2 separate regions of the Homo sapiens genome follow, and region 1 is linked to region 2. A link is an interaction called in ENCODE POLR2A ChIA-PET data of the cell type or tissue named here. Cell type or tissue: HepG2. All regions are shown on one strand. Links, peaks and the distances in the headings refer to the core of each region. The heading gives the core; the rest is flanking DNA.

The links. ChIA-PET counts read pairs that join two places held together with the same protein. Peaks named below come from ENCODE experiments on the same cell type or tissue, not always from the same donor. Only the 100,000 strongest peaks of a DNase experiment are listed, where the experiment ranks them.
Region 1: POLR2A ChIA-PET joins it to region 2 with 11 read pairs; 13 of 35 experiments call an interaction of 5 or more read pairs at or near these places.

What each region holds. Positions count from the first base shown.
Region 1 is chr2:42,138,185-42,146,519 of GRCh38, reverse strand. EML4-AS1 (EML4 antisense RNA 1) reads left to right here. Exons shown (of 4, transcript NR_110584.1): 4 at 3,176-4,085. Among named protein-coding and RNA genes, the nearest start is that of EML4, 27 kb to the left of the region's middle. RefSeq lists a silencer at 5,017-5,311 and an enhancer at 4,883-5,680. In HepG2, for the core only: no CTCF peak of the experiment used is centred there; DNase peaks (open chromatin) are centred at 3,604 and 4,639; H3K4me3 peaks cover 1,496 bases.
Region 2 is chr2:42,192,492-42,200,826 of GRCh38, reverse strand. The region is part of intron 1 of EML4 (EMAP like 4); the gene reads right to left. Among named protein-coding and RNA genes, the nearest start is that of EML4-AS1, 26 kb to the right of the region's middle. RefSeq lists a cis regulatory region at 5,109-5,122 and an enhancer at 5,044-5,188. In HepG2, for the core only: a CTCF peak has its summit at 3,931 (motif pointing right); DNase peaks (open chromatin) are centred at 3,936, 5,076 and 6,926; H3K4me3 peaks cover 1,677 bases.

The DNA of each region.
Region 1 (8,335 bases), core at 112-8,111, 54 kb after region 2:
TAGGGTACTTGTCTCAGGTCACACAGTGGGTAGATAGATGAGCTGGGACTTGAATTCAGACAAAGTTGCGCCAGTGTCCATTTATTAATCACTATGCTAAGCTACTCTCCCAGTAGAATAATCTCAGTTGTGTACAAATAAAACTACATACGTAAAAAGAAAAATGCATGTTAAAAACAACAAGGTCTGAAGGCATAGACACTAACCATTAATCTATAAAGGGAAGAATGGGAATCAGTGGCGTCAGGTGGTGGCAGAAGCTTAAGGTGAGGGGGACTTTCATTTATTATTATATATATCTGAATATTGTTTGAATTATTGAGTATTATACAAATATGAATTTGTATATTGCTTTTAGAATTAAAAATAATTGTAAAATAAATGAATAACAAACACTTATGAAAAATTTACTTGATGTCAGGCAGTGTTCCTTAGTGTTTTACAAATATTAAATAACCTAATCTTCTTAAAAGTCTCCATTTTGCAGATGAGGAAACTAAGGTAGTCATTCCACAGTTGATAAGAGACAAAGGTGGGATTTGAACCCATATAGTCTGACTGCAGATTCTGTGTTCTTAATCATTATTACACACACACAGACACACACACACACACACACACACACACACACACACACACACGCATGTGGGAGCTGAGATCTGAGCCAATGGTCGTCACACATTTTCAAATTCTAGACCAGACTACTAACCACCCTGTGCCATGGGGAACACCCTTTAGTCTGGTGCTTAGAGGTATAAATTCTCAAATTGCACAAACATGGACTTGAATTCCATCTCTGCTAGTTACTAGCTGTGTGATCTTGGGCTAGTTATTTGACAGTTTTGATCTCTGTATCCTCAACTATAAAAAATTGAGATAATAGGCCAGGCGCAGTGGCTCACGCCTGTAATCCCAGCACTTTGGGAGGCTGAGGCGAGTGGATCACCAGGTCAGGGGATCGAGACCATCCTGGCTAACACGGTGAAACCCCGTCTCTACTAAAAATACAAAAAATTAGCTGGGCGTGGTGGCGGGCGCCTGTAGTCCCAGCTACTCGGGAGGCTGAGGCAGGAGAATGGCATGAACCCAGGAGGTGGAGCTTGCAGTGAGCCGAGATTGCACCACTGCACTCTAGCCTGGGGGCCAGAGCAAGACTCCGTCTCAAAAAAAAAAAAAAAAAAGAAAAAAAAAACACCTGAGATAATAATAGTCACTCTCATAACGCTGTTATGAGGATTTAAAAATATTAGTATACATAAAGTGCTTAGCACAGAACCTGGCATACAGTAAGAAATAAATCAATGTTAATTATTGCCATTATAATTATTAGTATATTATCTAGGCACCCCCTTTTCAACTTATATTAAGGTTGAGGGTAATCTTTTTCTCCCATCTTTATTTGGGACACTAAGACACATCTTTGGTCTAGCAATATCTGTAAGGAATCTACTTTTTATTTTTTATTTATTTATTTATTTTTAGTAGAGACAGGGTTTCACCATTTAGGCCAGGCTGGTCTTGAACTCCTGACCTTGTGATCTACCAGCCTCAGCCTCCCAAAGTGCTGGGATTACAGGCGTAAGCCACTGTGCCCGGTCAGGAATCTACTTTTTGATGTGATTGCAAAAAGTTTACCAAGATATACGTTTAAAGATATTCACTGAGGTGTTATTTGTTCTAGCAATGAACTGGAAACCACCTAAACATCCATCATTAGGAAACTGATTGGTTGGGTGTGGTGGCTCACTCCTGTAGTCTCAGCACTTTGGGAGGATGAGACAGGCAGATCACTTGAGCCCAGCAGTTCAAGACCAGCCTGGGCAAAAAAAATTAGCTGAGTAGGGTGACATGTGCCTGTAGTCCCAGCTACTTGGGAGGCTGAGGTGGGAGGATCATTTGAGCCTGGGAAGTCGAGGCTGCAGTGAGCCAAGACTGTGCCACTGCACTCCAGCCTGGGCGACAAAGCAAGACCTTGTCTCGAAAAAAAAAAAAAAAGGAAACTGATTAAATACATTTTGATACATACAAATAAGGAATAACATGTGAGGACTCTGAAAAGGCCCAATACATAGCAGCCTTCTTCCCTGTTCAGAATCTGAACAAACTGAGAAAACGACAGATGAAGGCAGAAATCTCTCTGATGAAGGCTAATTTGCATGCTGCACCATGTGTTATCTCATACTGAGAGACAAATAGGCTTCCTACTATGGAAACCCCGAATTGGATAGACATTCTCCAGTTCTGCCCACTTCTGGGGGAGTGGTAGGCAACTCCATCCTAAGAAGAAAAGGGCAGAATTGAACCTGAAAGGTTCAATTTATATAATCAGATAAATCACTCTGCACTCAAGGGGTGGTGGAAGTAAAGGGACAGAAAGGGGCCAGGAATGACGTTAGCTGAGTGCCTTTCACTTGGAAGGCACATTCTCTCCTAACAAAGATTGTGCAGACATTAAAAGTAGAGAGTATGGCTGGGCACTGTGGCTCACACCTATAGTCCCAGCACTTTGGGAAGCTGAGGTGGGTGGATCACGAGGTCAGGAGTTCAAGACCAGCCTGGCCAAGATGGTGAAACCCCGTCTCTACTAAAAATACAAAAATTAGCTGGGCGTGGTGACAGGCACCTGTAATCCCAGCTACTCAGGAGGCTGAGGCAGAGAACTGTTTGAACCCGAGAGATAGAGGTCGCAGAGCCAAGATCGCGCCACTGCGCTCTAGCCTGGGCGACAGAGACTGTCTCAAAAAAAAAAAAAAAAAAAAGAGAGAGTATATCTGCAGCTCGTGTTTGAAAGATCTCTGAGATGGTGTTTAAGGTGAAAATAATGAGATGCAGAATGATTAATACAGTAAGATCTCCCTCATGGAAAATTTTGTTAGAGGACATACATAACTATGTCATAATAAGGATGCACACAAAAAAAATAGTAACACTGGTTATATTTTAGGGGAAAAACTCAGGGCAGAAGAGGTATTTTTCCTTTTATACCTTTTTTTACTGTTTTAATTTTCTTCCCCTGTGTATGTATTACTTTTATTTTTAAAAATACTGTTAGGGGTTATCTGGACTGTGGGATTAATGACCATTATTACTTTCTTTTTCACAGTGCTCTGCAAAAGTAAGTTATAATAAATGTTATCTTAAAAAATAAAAACAAGGCAACTGTTTTTTTTTTAAGTGCCCTCTCTAGCCTTGGGAGTCCTAATGAGCTATAATCACAGAGACGCCAGACTAGTCAAAATTGGAAGAAAGAGCTATAATCACAGGAAAAGAACTCTCTCCACAATTTGAAGTATCCCAGAAAAAGCAGCAGCAATGAGGACAGACTTCAAGACAAGCAGAGAGGAGCAGCCATGGCGGGGCCTGCAGTGGCTACAGGGGGCCTCTATAGCGTGAAATGACATCAGAAAAGGACCTGAGTGGCCCAAGAAAGGGAGGACGGAAAGTCAAGGAGGAAAGTAAGCAGGAGTTGAATTTAGGAGTAAATGCTACGGTGATTATGACTCACAGCCTCATGGTCCTCAAGGCTGGAGTGGCGTTGGAGAAACCAGGTCATAGTTGTATAACCAAGGTACTCTGCAGGATGGACTATGGAGCTGCCTCCTGCAGCCACAGGTGATCAAAATGAGGTCTGTGTGACGGAGCCTGCAGCGAGGCAAGATGGCTGCCTCAAACAAGTCCATATTTCATCTCTCCTCCTAACCTCCTGCCTGCCAAAGCTCTGGCAGGGAACTCATTACAACAAAGCATGCATGCACCCTAATTACCTGTCATACTTCTCTGTTGCTGGACCAGACCCTATAAGAGAATTCCAAAGAATTTATTTTTATGGGAACAAAATGCAGTAATTGATGTTGCAATCCTGCCCAAATCACTGAACAGATCCTTTAACATCCAAATTCCCTAAAACAGCTTTGACTTACTACACACTTCACATGCCAGCTAGTGTTTGAAGTGCGTGTAGCCGCCCCCATGAAGCCCTTTCTTACTGTAAGTGCTCAAGAACAAAGATATTTCTTAAACTTCCTTTGATTCTCATAAAATAAAAATAGCCATTACATAATAAAGCACAAAGCTCCATGGGTTAAGAAGTCCCTGATGTTTTTCCTGCCTTCGGTCATTTTCTTTGTTTAAAGCATTTAGAAACAGTGAATGTTCATGAAGAAAAAAAAAAATCTCCAGCGGGAAAATGAGTGTGAGAGTTAGTCAGCAGCTAGACTCACTCATACGTCCATGAGGTTGTAACTTAATCTGAAAATATAGTCTTTCCTGGAAGAGACTTGAGCAGCAATTTATCATTTTATAATTTGTGGTTTAAATTTGAGCCATAAACCAAGCAGCTGTATTGGTTTGAGGCACTTTTGAATCTTCTTAAAACCCCAGGAGGCAAGAGGACAGCTTTAAACTTGAGGCTCCAAACTCTTGGGGTTTAACTGAGAGAACACGAAGGACAACGTTTCTGTGTGCCCTCTCTTTTCTTAGGAAATGTATGGAATGCATGCCTTTGTTTGTTTTAGACTTGGGAAGAAAAAGCAGACTTTGATAGCTGGAGCCACAAGCCGGCCCCTCGTATCTTATGACATCGGGTTTTCGTACATTACAGGGTCCCCTGGGAAATGAGAAGCTGGAAGCCGAGAGAGGGGGAAATGGGCGGAGAAAGGGGAAGCAAGGGGAAGGGAGGAGTGCCGGAGATAACTCTGCTGACTTCACAATTTTCCACCGGGGCCTGCCCTGCCTACCTTTGTTGACATCAAAGCTCATTGAGAAGCCTCTGTGTGCTGGCTCAGTCAGCCCTGCCTGCTGCCAGTGGGAAAAGGAATTGGCAACTAGCCCTACAACAAAACTGAGAACATAATTCTTGAAATTAACTTTTCCTTAAAAATTTTTTTTTCCATCTTGGTATGGCAGCTCTGGGTCCCGTCCGCCACCACTTGCTGGGGTTCAAGCATCCACCAGGGAGGAAAGCAGCTTTTACACAGATATCTCCAGAAACTCGGGCAGCCTCCCAAGGTGTCTCACTGGTTCTGCAGCAGTGTTGGCTTTCTGTGGGCTGATGGGTGTGGCTTTTGCAATCATGTTGGGGCGCCTGGATTTGGGAAGCCTGGGCTCCTTTATGCAGAGCAATGCAGAGCATCAGATTTTGGCTGGCAGCTGAGCTCTCAAGTCGGCTGCCGTTTCGTCTCTCCTCCCTGCTCCCCTGCTGGGATTCGTTTGTTTCCATTCCCATCTCTCTTTTCTTTGGAGTCCTCTGGCCCCTCTCCAGGGAGAAAGCAGAGGAAATAAGATGACCATCCTGTCTGCTGTCACTTATGACCTTCAAATCTGCTTATCACTTGAATCCCAGGACAAAAAGAGTCACAGCACCCTTACTGAGCAAAAGCAACTTGCCATAGATTCTACATGTTAAAACCCAGTTGGACAGCACAGTTAAAATATATGCCTGTGTGGCTGGGCGTGGTGGCTCATGCCTGTAATCCCAGCACTTTGGGAGGCCAAGGCGAGCAGATCACAAGGTCAAGAGATTGAGACCATCCTGGCCAACATGGTAAAACACCGTCTCTACTAAAAATACAAAAATTAGCTGGGCGTGGTGGCGTGCTCCTGTAGTCCCAATTACTTGGGAGGCTGAGGCAGGAGAATTGCTTGAACCGGGGAGGTGGAGGTTGCAGTGAGCTGAGATCCCACCACTGCACTCCAGCCTGGTGACACAGTGAGACTCCATCTCAAAATAAATAAATAAGTACATAAAAAATTAAAAGAAAATATATGCCTGTGTGTTCTATCTCATAGCTCTCTGCTCCAACAGCCTCAGGCAGTATGAGGCATGCTACCCTTTACCATCTTCTCCTGTTCAATATGAATCTAAAGATAAGCCTGGGCTAGAAGTAGGTTCCCTGGCAATCCAGCTCCAGCAACAAAGAAAGCTGAGCATAAAAAGCAGTTTACAGTTTCTGCAACTGGTTATAGATTGTATTTATTTGTTTATTTAATTTAATTATTATTATTATTTTTTGAGATGGAGTCTCGCTCTGTTGCCCAGGCTGCAGTGCAGTGGCACAGTCTCGGCTCACTGCAACCTCTGCCTCTTGGGTTCAAGTGATTCTCATGTCTCAGCCTCCCAAGTAGCTGGGACTACAGAAACACACCAGCATGCCTGTTTTAGTAGAGACGTGGTTCCACCATGTTGGCAGGCTGGTCTTGAACTCCTGACCTCATGTGATCTGCCTGCCTCGGCCTCCCAAAGTGCTGGGATTAGAGGTGTGAGCCATTGTGCCAGGTCAGATTGTATTTACAAGTCACAGGATGTCAGCATCCTCCCATCTTTTTTTTTTTTTTGAGACAGGATCTCACTTTGTCACCTAGGCTGGAGTGCAGTGGTGTGATCTCGGCTCATGGCAGCCTCGACCTCCTGGGCTCAAGTGATCTGCCCACGTTGGCTTCCCAAAATGGTAGGATTACAGGCATGAGCCACTGCACTCGACCTATTTTCCCTTTTTTAAATTTACCACTGCTAGGCCGGGTGCGGTGGCTCATGCCTATACTCTTGTCCTTAAGGGAAGTAATAGGAATTGTCACATTTTAGATAAGAAATTGGTGAGCACAGTAATTCAAACCCTATATTTTGAAACCAGGGATTTTAAAATTGGGAAATGAGAACTTAAACAACGTAATTAAGAGGCCTGCCTGAGGTAAGGGTTCATTAGTTAATCCCATGAACAAGAATTAGCACCTGAGTCAGTTTGGAACTATGCATCCTCAAGGACCCAAATCCAGATGAGACAGGTGAGAGTGTTACTCAAAACTAAGCTTACTACAAGAGATGCAATTAGCCAGGTGTGGTGGTGGGTGCCTACAGTCCCACCTACTTGGGAGGCTGAGGCAGGAGAATGGCTTGAACCCGGGAGGTGGAGATTGCAGTGAGCTGAGATTGCACCACTGCACTCCAGCCTGGGAGACAGAGTGAGACTCTGTCTGAAAAACAAAAAAAAAAAAAAAAGAAAAAGAAAAAAAGAAAAAAAAAGAGATGCATTGAAGTTATTTTCTGCTTAAGAGAGCTGAAACCCTGCCCTTGGTTATCTAGACTCACATTGACTCCCCCAGACTGCCAATGCATTTGAAACTGATTCAAAATGCTTTTTGGAGATCCATCTCAATTCAGCTTGCAGGCATTCTTGGGGCCCCCTTCCAAGAAGAAATGGACCGGCATCCTGTCTGGGCTAGACCCAAGTTAGGCTCTGTCTGTCTGGGAGAATGTCATTTCTGCTTTTGAATGTCTGATGGCTAAAGCTCCAGGCTCTTGCTCCTCAATCAACACCACCACATATTCGCAGTGTTGGCTCGACTTGCAGACCTTAATCTTTAGCTCCCACATAGATGAGACAATTCTTTTTTTAAAGACATTAAGGATATATTAAGCTTCTCTTCCCTGAATTCTGTTTCTCAAACTTCCATCATCATCCCCTACTACTACTTACTGAGTACCTAGTATGACCTAGATACTGGGGCAAACAAGGGAGACTTGGTCCATGCCTTCATAGGCCTTTAAGTACCATAGGTAATAATTGTATCATTGTATAACCAAGTTAGAGATAAAAAAATAAAATGACAGACAGCTCACAGCCTTCTGTCTCATTAATATTGCATTCACCCCACCTAACAAAGTAGGAGATCTAATAGTCAAGTTCTTCAGTGTTCTCTTGGCTCACTTCCCAGCTGTGGTCAAATTCTCTGCATGCTCTTTCCTCCTTTTCTGGATTACTTGAGGAATTGCCAGGAGAGCAGAGGCATGAAGAATGCAGGCAGCGAAAGAGAAAAAGCATCTGCAAATGACTGACCGAAGCCAGTTGTAGTTAGACAGAATCAGGGTTCTCAGTTGCAAGCAACAGAAACCAACTCTGATTGATTTAAACAGAAAAATAATTTGTTGAAATGCTATTGGGCAACTCATAGAAAAACTGGGAAGGCTAGAGAAATAGGCTCAAAAAACACAGGAACCAGAAATTCAGGATCACAGCCAAGGCTATAGGTACAATCACAGCACAGGGCCTAAGATGATGATACCACTGTTGCCACTGCCCAGTGCTGGACCACAACTTACATTGTCACCCTCTTCAGCTGCAGACACTGGATACCACCATAAGCACCACTGCACTGGGAGCTTGTATATTTTTGCTGCCCTGCAGTTTCCTGTGAAAAGGGATCCGTATTTGTTGGTGCCAGTAATTTCTGATTCCTTCTGGAGCAGCTGCACCTGTTGGCCAAGTCTCGGTTATGTGTCCATATCCTACCTTTAAAAGAGACTAGAAAGGAGAGTATCTGGGCCAGGCGTGGTGGCTCA
Region 2 (8,335 bases), core at 219-8,218:
CTTTGCTTTACATTCTTTCTCCCACCAAAGATTCAATAGAAGGCATGCCAAGACTATGAGTGTCTGCAAAAACTCTTTAAAAATGCCAAAAAAGATATAAAACATTCCTCTAGATATGAATTTAGAATTGTTATGATATTTAGAGTCAAACTGCTGAACTTGAGGATTACTGTCTCTACAAAGAAAGTCTGTAAGTCTGAATTAGTGCCAGAATTTCTGAAACCATCTTTTCAACTGGAGAAAGGGAGTTCAAGCCAAAAAGAGAGCTTTTGATCTCAATGACCAGCAAATAAGAAATCAGCATTTGTTGAATTAAATATGCCTGACAACCACAATACCTAACAACCTCAAATTAACATTTGTCCATAAAAGCATTTATGCCAAATTCAAAAAAGACTGCTCTCTACAGCTTACAGGTCACATGTGGAGCAAAGGCCATAATTTTTGTTGAAATTCTTTCTTTTTCCCCTTGTCTACACAGTGCTGATATTCCTCTTTTTTTGAGGCGTAGTCTTGTTCTGTCGCCCAGGCTGGAGTGCAGTGGCCCAATCTCGGCTCACTGCAAGCTCCGCCTCCCGGGTTCACACCATTCTCCTGCCTCAGCCTCCCGAGTAGCTGGGACTACAGGTGCCCACCACCATGTCCAGCTAATTTTTTTTTTTTTTTTTTTTTTGTATTTTTAGTAGAGATGGGGTTTCACCATGTTAGCCAGGATGGTCTCAATCTCCTGACTTCGCGATCTGCCCGCCTTGGCCTCCCAAAGTGCTGGGATTACAAGCGTCAGCCACCGCGCCTGGCCGGTATTTCTATTCTAAATCTCAGCAACCTTATTTACCCGGCCACTGTTCATCTCATTAAGGAATGATCCAATGTCAAAATTGTTTTTTAAGACTGGCATAAATGATACCCCATATACTTATCCTTTAAAGCAAATGGTCTCTTTCCATGATTCCACAATAACCCATAGATGACTTTCACTTCCCTGATACATTTACCATCTGACTAGTAACTTATGGCCTCGGATTTCTGTGACGCTTCGGTTCCTTCTCTTGCTTACCCGCTCACTCTCCCAAAAGGTTACCCTCTTTTCCAACCTTTTTCACTACTGCCATTTGCAATGCTTCTTATTTTCAAATAAACTTCTCTAGATCCTTTACAGAACCTCAGTCTACCTTTTGCCTCTAATTGAAACCAACTTTTCCACACGACACCACTTCCATTCCAGCTGAGTCAAAACGGCAACTATTCTTTCTCTTATACCTCTCAACAGAAAACAGGGAGATAACAGCATTGTCCTGTCTTCTTTCTATTGCAGCACACATATGATTACTCCAAAAGTCTCCTGCAAAACCTTCCTCCTTTACTTATAACTAGGATCTAACAACTAACCTAATTATTCATCATTATCATCAATCAACTTCTCAGTCACTCTCCAAATTACATATAAGTTTTGATCTTACTATCTAATTTACCTTTTCAGCCACCATTAGCCTGGGCAAATTCCAATCCACGTGAACATCCTAGCTGCTCTCCTCCTTAAGGAGTGAAGAGATAGCCACTACCCAATTGAATAATCCACCTCTATAACCACTCGCTTTATTACCCACAACAATTACTCATCTGAAATCTTAAAACTCATTATCTTGGCCCATAACCCCAAGCCCTTATCCTTTGTCTCTTTCACTCCTATTCCCCATCACACTTCACCCTTTAGCTTCATGGAAACTTTTGGTGTTAATGTTCTTCCACTTTCTCCCCACCTATCAACCTTGTCTTGGCTTCAAGGTGTTCCCTCTCCAGCCTAAACCCCCAAGATACATAACTTCAACCACTCTCACTGCAATACTTTCAACTTTTGGCCCCTGGGTCTTCCCAAACCACTCTCCTTTGTCAAGTCCTGCCTCCACCAATACCAGAACATTTTGACTGCCCAGCTTTTCTGTTTCTACACAATGGCTGCTGGGTACTGCAGAGAGAGACACAGGGAAGGAATGAGAATACATACACACAACAGAAACCACCACAAAAACCCATGGTCATCAAACCCATCTTGGTCTCTCTACATTTTCCAAGTGAACTCCAACTCCCATTGCCTCAATAACTATTCCAAATCCTCACAACTCTCTTCCAGCTTTCAATTCCACCACCTCCACCTCATACTTCTCAGAATGTGTCCTCACTTCCTCTTTCAAAGAGAAAATAGCAGACTTCAGGTAGAAATATTCCTCCCCAAATTAGCATCCTTACCACCTTTTCCTTTTAAAATTTTTCTTCTTTTTTTGTAGAGATGGAAGTCTCACTATGTTGCCCATAAGACCAGGCTTGAACTCCTGGTCTCAAGCAATCCTCCCACCTTGGCCTCCCAAAGTGCTGGGATTACAGGTGTTAGCCACCACACCCAGCCCCTCCCAACTCATTAAAACAGGTGCCTCTTGAGTTAAACACCAAGCCTTCCCCCAGTGCTTTAGAGTGTCTCCCCTATTACTTTCTTTAGAGACATTAGGTCAATCATACATGCCCATTCTCTCTCACATCTGATCTATCCACTGGTCATTTTCCCTCAGGATAAATATATATTCACATCTCTACCAACCAAAAAAGAAAAAAAAAATTCAATTTTAAGTCAGACTCCCTCTATCTCCCTTAAGAAGTTCTGGTAGGAGCAAGCTACAGGTGTTTGGACATTCTCTTTTTCCATTACTACCTAACCTGTAGCAAACTGGTCTCTGTAATTCCAGTAAAGTCACTGATAAGCAACCCTATCAACTAGGTACTTGTATTAGTACCACTTTACAAATGGGGCACACAGAAAGATTAAATAACTTGTCCAAGGCTACAAACTAGTAATTGCAGGTGCCAGGATGTACACGTAGGCACTGTGACTCTGGAGCCCAGATTCTTAACCACCACCCTATGCTTCAAATTACAAACATATATATTATGCTTCTAATTCTATTTTATAAATCCTGGCTAAAGGAGTACACAAGGTTTGAGGTGGAGCACATCTGGAGTTATTTCCAAAACTGTAATCTTTGTCAATAGCTAATGACACACTTACTGGCTTAACTGACATTTATTCACTATTTTGCTACACGTTTACTGGTTTCTTCTGAAGTGCCAATAAATGATCATTCTCAAATTTTTGCTTTTTAAGATAAAATATTCACTACCAATATATATTTCACAGATATTTAAAATTACTCATTTGTAGAACAGATTCACAATTTATGTTGAGTTTACACCATTTTGTTTTTTTTTTCTGAAGACTATTGTTTTGGATTTACTGATATTTTCATTTAAAAAAAATCTAGTATTTAAGCAGGTGTCTTAAATATATCTTTGCAAACAGAACTCTTATCACCTCCTGCCAATAGATGACTTGTGATTTTTATTGCCTATATCTATCTTTTTGGGGGGTTCTTTTTCTTTACCAACATCAATTTTTCTATTAACAAGTTTAAAAGATGGGGCGTGGTGGCTCATGCGTGTAAACCCAGTATTTTGGGAGGCTGAGGCAAGCGGATCACTTGAGCCCTCACAGTTGGAGACCAGCCTGGGAATATGGCAAAACCCCATCTCTACAAAACAATACGAAAATTAGCCAGGAGTGGTGGTGCGTGCCTGTGGTGCCAGCCACTCGGGAATCTGAGATGGGGGTATCACCTGATCCTGGGAGGTCAAGGCTGCAGTGATCGCACCACTGCACTTCAGCCTGGGTGACAGAGTGCGACCCTGTCTCAAAAAATAAATAAAGACACAATTTACTTCCTTAAACCAACATTTACTTTGATTCCTAGCATGGCTTTTCATTTCTGCAGGGCTCTTCTACTGTATTTATTCTATGGGCCTACAAAAACACTGAACATAAGTGAAATTTACTTTTTCAAAGTAGGGGGCACTCTTACACTAATCTCCCATTATAAAGAATGAGACTTCCCTTCTCTTTCCCACAGTAGAGGGCAGGGTGGAGGCAGGGTGGTTACTGTATTAGGTATTACAGAAAACTCTCCCAGTCTCTCTTCCACAAACTCAAGCCACAAACTCCTGCATGGGCAGAGGGGGAAGGGAAGTTACTAATTTGGTGGGTTAGATTTAGCTTTCCTTGGACCTTATTTTTAACAAGAAGGAAATTACGTTACTGCATAGAAAACAAGGCCATCTTTCCCTTTCTCACTCCAGCTCTTTGTTTCGCTGATAACTAGATACATAAAGTAAGCCTCTAATCTTCTCGCCAGCTGCCAGATTAAGTGTAGTCAGAGCAGACATGGCAGACGGAACTCTTATCATAGTCTCACAGTCTAGATTTGTTGGTGATTGCAGCTGACTCTCAATTTATCCTTAGATCCATGTTATGGTCTCAAATTCTGCTGTTATCAGACAGTCTAAATTTTAGAAACAGATGCTGTGTCCATTATTTATCTCTTAGAACCTGGAGACAGAAGGGCTAAATGATTGGCACTCCTAACCTCAATATATACCATAAGCAAGCGTCAACAGATGGTGATCATCATTAAGCACATATTAAGTGCTAATACTTTTATATGTCCTTTTAATCTGATCTTGCAAGGTAAATATTTTTATCCAAATTCATTAATAAATGAATGTATTAATTCACTCATTAATGACTGAATGTATTAATTCACTCATTAATGACTGAATGAACGCTAGGGTTCAGAGAAGTATTTGCACAAGCTTCCAAAGCTAGTAAATTTTACAAACAAGGTTCAATCTCAAATCTCTCTGATTCCAAAATTCTCAGTTAATGACCATACTCAATTTGATGAGAATAAAATACTATATCTAAGTCTGGTCAATGTATAGTATAGAAGTATGACCAATATTTAAACAATCATCAAAGATATATTTGTCTGCCATGAAAAAGGAGTAAATGATCCTCCTACAGTTGGTTAATGAAGCACTAGGTTCCACAGGGAATTCAGTTATTGAAAAATAATTAACTTTAATAACACTTGGTACAATAAAGATTGGAGAAAAAAATCTCCAATAACCTGATGCTCCATTTCCATCCAGGCTTCCTGTAGTAAATATGTAGTGTTGCAATAAAGCTCCTTGAAAAATGAGTCATCTTGAACCAAATATAATCAACAAGATAATGATTAACCAAAAGCTGGCACAAATCCTAACAGAGTAATATAATTCAAATTCAGCCTCTTAAAAGATAACTCATGTTTAATGCTGGTATCTCAGAAATGTAAGCCAATGATTGGGTTTATGGAATGGTCTATATATTGGCACAAGCATATGCAAACGTACATTTTAAATTTTTCTATGTCTTGTATTTTTATACTTAGCATTATTTACCCACAAAACCTAACAAACGGATTTCACAGTGTCAGATCTACATTTCCCACTCTATACAAAACTCTGAAAAATTATTTCTAATGTTTACTAAAATCAATTTATTTTTGCTTATTTTAGTATGGCATAAAAACTGAGTATGATACATTAAACATTATAATACTATGAATACCGTATCCTTAAAATGTAATAATGTAATCTCTCTCACACAAAATAAAATTAGTTAATAGTCGTGTAAGGCATATGCTCTAATGTTTTATCTGGTAGCATGATGAAGTTATCATATACCCTCTTACTTGCAATGAAACAAATCTAACAAATGACTAAAACAACTTAGGAGAAATACATTCCATGGCCACAAAACAAGGCCAAGTTAACTGGATCCCGAAGGTATAAACCCATAATTCTGACCTAAAAAAATACAGCTTCTATAATCAATGAACTAGCTAACCATGCAACTACTTTGAAATAACTAATAATTTTATAATATAATACTGATTACCTGATTTGGAAATAAAGCAAAGTCTTTGCCAAACAATGTTGTTTGTTAGCATTTATAAGCATATTTGTAAGAAAAAAATTAACTTTTAACTCTTATCTTACACCATACACAGAAATTAATCTAAGGTAGAACATAGACCTAAAAGCCAAAGCCCTAAGGAACAAATGATAAATCAGACCATCAAGATTAAAGATCCTGGCCAAGCAGTGGCTCACTCCTGTAATCCCAGCACTTTAGGAGCTGAGACAAGTGGATCACTCGAGCCCAGGAGTTCGAGACCAGACTGGGCAACATGGTAAAAATACCGTCTCTACAAAAAATACAAAAATAAGCTAGACATGGTGGTACACATCAGTAGTCCCAGCTACTTGGGAGGCTGAGGTGAGAGGATCGCTTGAGCCCAAGAGGTGGAGGTTGGGCATCACATGAGCTACTGCACTCCAGCCTGGGCAACAGGGCAAGACCTTGTCTAAAAAAAAAAAAGAAATAAAAAAGGTAAATTAAAAAGTCCTACTCAATCAAAAGATATCACTAAAAAAGTAACCAGGCAAGCCACAATGTAGGGGAAAATATTCACAAAATATTTTCTGACAAAAAATTTGTTTCCATAGTACAAGTCAACAATGATATAAATTATCCAGTGCAAAAAAAAAAAAAAGAGAGAGAGAGAAGTGAAAAATACAGATCTGGATTAGGATTCAGGACTAGATACAAAAAAAAGAAAAGAAATATAAAGAAAATAATTGAAAAATATACAAATATACTTTGCCTAATCTTATTTAAAAGGACTTGATTTCCTTAACCAAACACCACAGGATATCCCATTTCAAATAAGCCATTAACATTACACATTAAAAATTTATGATGACTATCTTTTTGTGTATATTTATATAGGCTATAAAAACAATGATTAATAAAATTTAAAATGAGCAAACATGAATTACCCTAAAAATGGTAAAAGGGAAATTCTGCAACTATTTCACAATAAAGTAATGTTAACACAGTTTAAAATAAGACTGCAGGTCAGGCACAGTGTTTCAGGCCTGTAATCCCAGCACTCTGGGAGGCCAAAGGGAGAGGATCACTTGAGCCCAGGAGTTCCAGACAGTACAGGCAACATAGTGAGATCCTGTCTCTACAAAACATAAAGATACTAGCTGGGTATGGTGGTGCATGCCTGTAGTCCCAGCTACCCAGGAGTCTGAAGCAGGAAGACTGCTTGAGCCCAGGAGGTCAAGGCTGCAGTGAGCCATGATTGTGCTGCTGCACAACAGCCTAGGTGACATACCAAGACCCCACTTCATTAAGAAAAGGAAAAAAAAAAAAGAACGCCTATAATGACTCAATAGATAGATGACAAAAGTGAAAACTTAAAAGCAAAATATATCAACAATGTCCCTTTAAGAAATCTCAGCAATGAAAAAGGTCAAAACTTAAAGGAATTTAAATCATTTTAGTTCTCATTATAGCATCAGATTGGGTTTGGCCCTAAGAAATAAAATTGCAACAGCAACTTCTTTGCTAAGAAATTTTCCACTGTCAGTCTAAACAATCACACAGCAGACACCATTCTAAATGCTTTTACTCTTTTTATCGTTCATCTAAAAACCAGCTTCTACTAATTTTTCCTTCAGCAGAATAAACTGCATGCACGTTTTGCAGTACAGACATGTGTCAGTTCTGAGAAATGCATCACAGGCAATTTCATTGTGCAAAATCACAGAATGTACTTACACAAACCTAGATGGTATAGCCTACTACAGACCTAGGCTATACGGTATAACCTATTGCTCCTAGGCTATAAACTTGTACAGAATACTACTGCACTGAATACTGTAGGCAATGGTAACACAATGGTATGTAAGCACAGAAAAGGTACAGTAAAATACAGTATTAAAATCTTATGGAAATACCCTCATATGTGGTATATGACTGTTCTTTACTATGAAACATATTGTACTGCAGCTAAAGACTAAGGTTTGGCTAAGTGGAGCCAACCAGCCAAACATGTCAGTTTCCACCACCTCCCTGACATACACTATACTACCTCAGAGTCTGCAAAGCAGTTTCATGACTGTTGAGTTTCACCAATCACTCCTCCAGATTAGCAAAACCCTAAATGCTTTCTGCAGATGCACCAAGAATCTCAGGGTCTCTAGATAAGGACCACAGAAAAGTGAAAATCATGATACTGGAATCAGTTGCTCTGAAGACTCAGAGAAGAGCAACTGCTTCATTTATCACTGTTTTTCTGGGTTTTTGAATCCTAGTGGGAGCCAGTTATTCTAGCAAAATCCTTCATGCTTTAATGTCTGGGGTTTACAAATGATGCTCACCTATTTCTCATCTAACTCTTCATATTGCAATCAAAGAGGCAAGAGATGACCAAGATTTTTTTCATAAAAGGACTCTAGTATTTGAGGGACTGGAGTGGTCAGAATATGGTCTTTTAAAAAGAAAACAGTAGGCTGGGCACGGTGGCTGATGCCTGTAATCCCAGTACTTTGGGAGGCT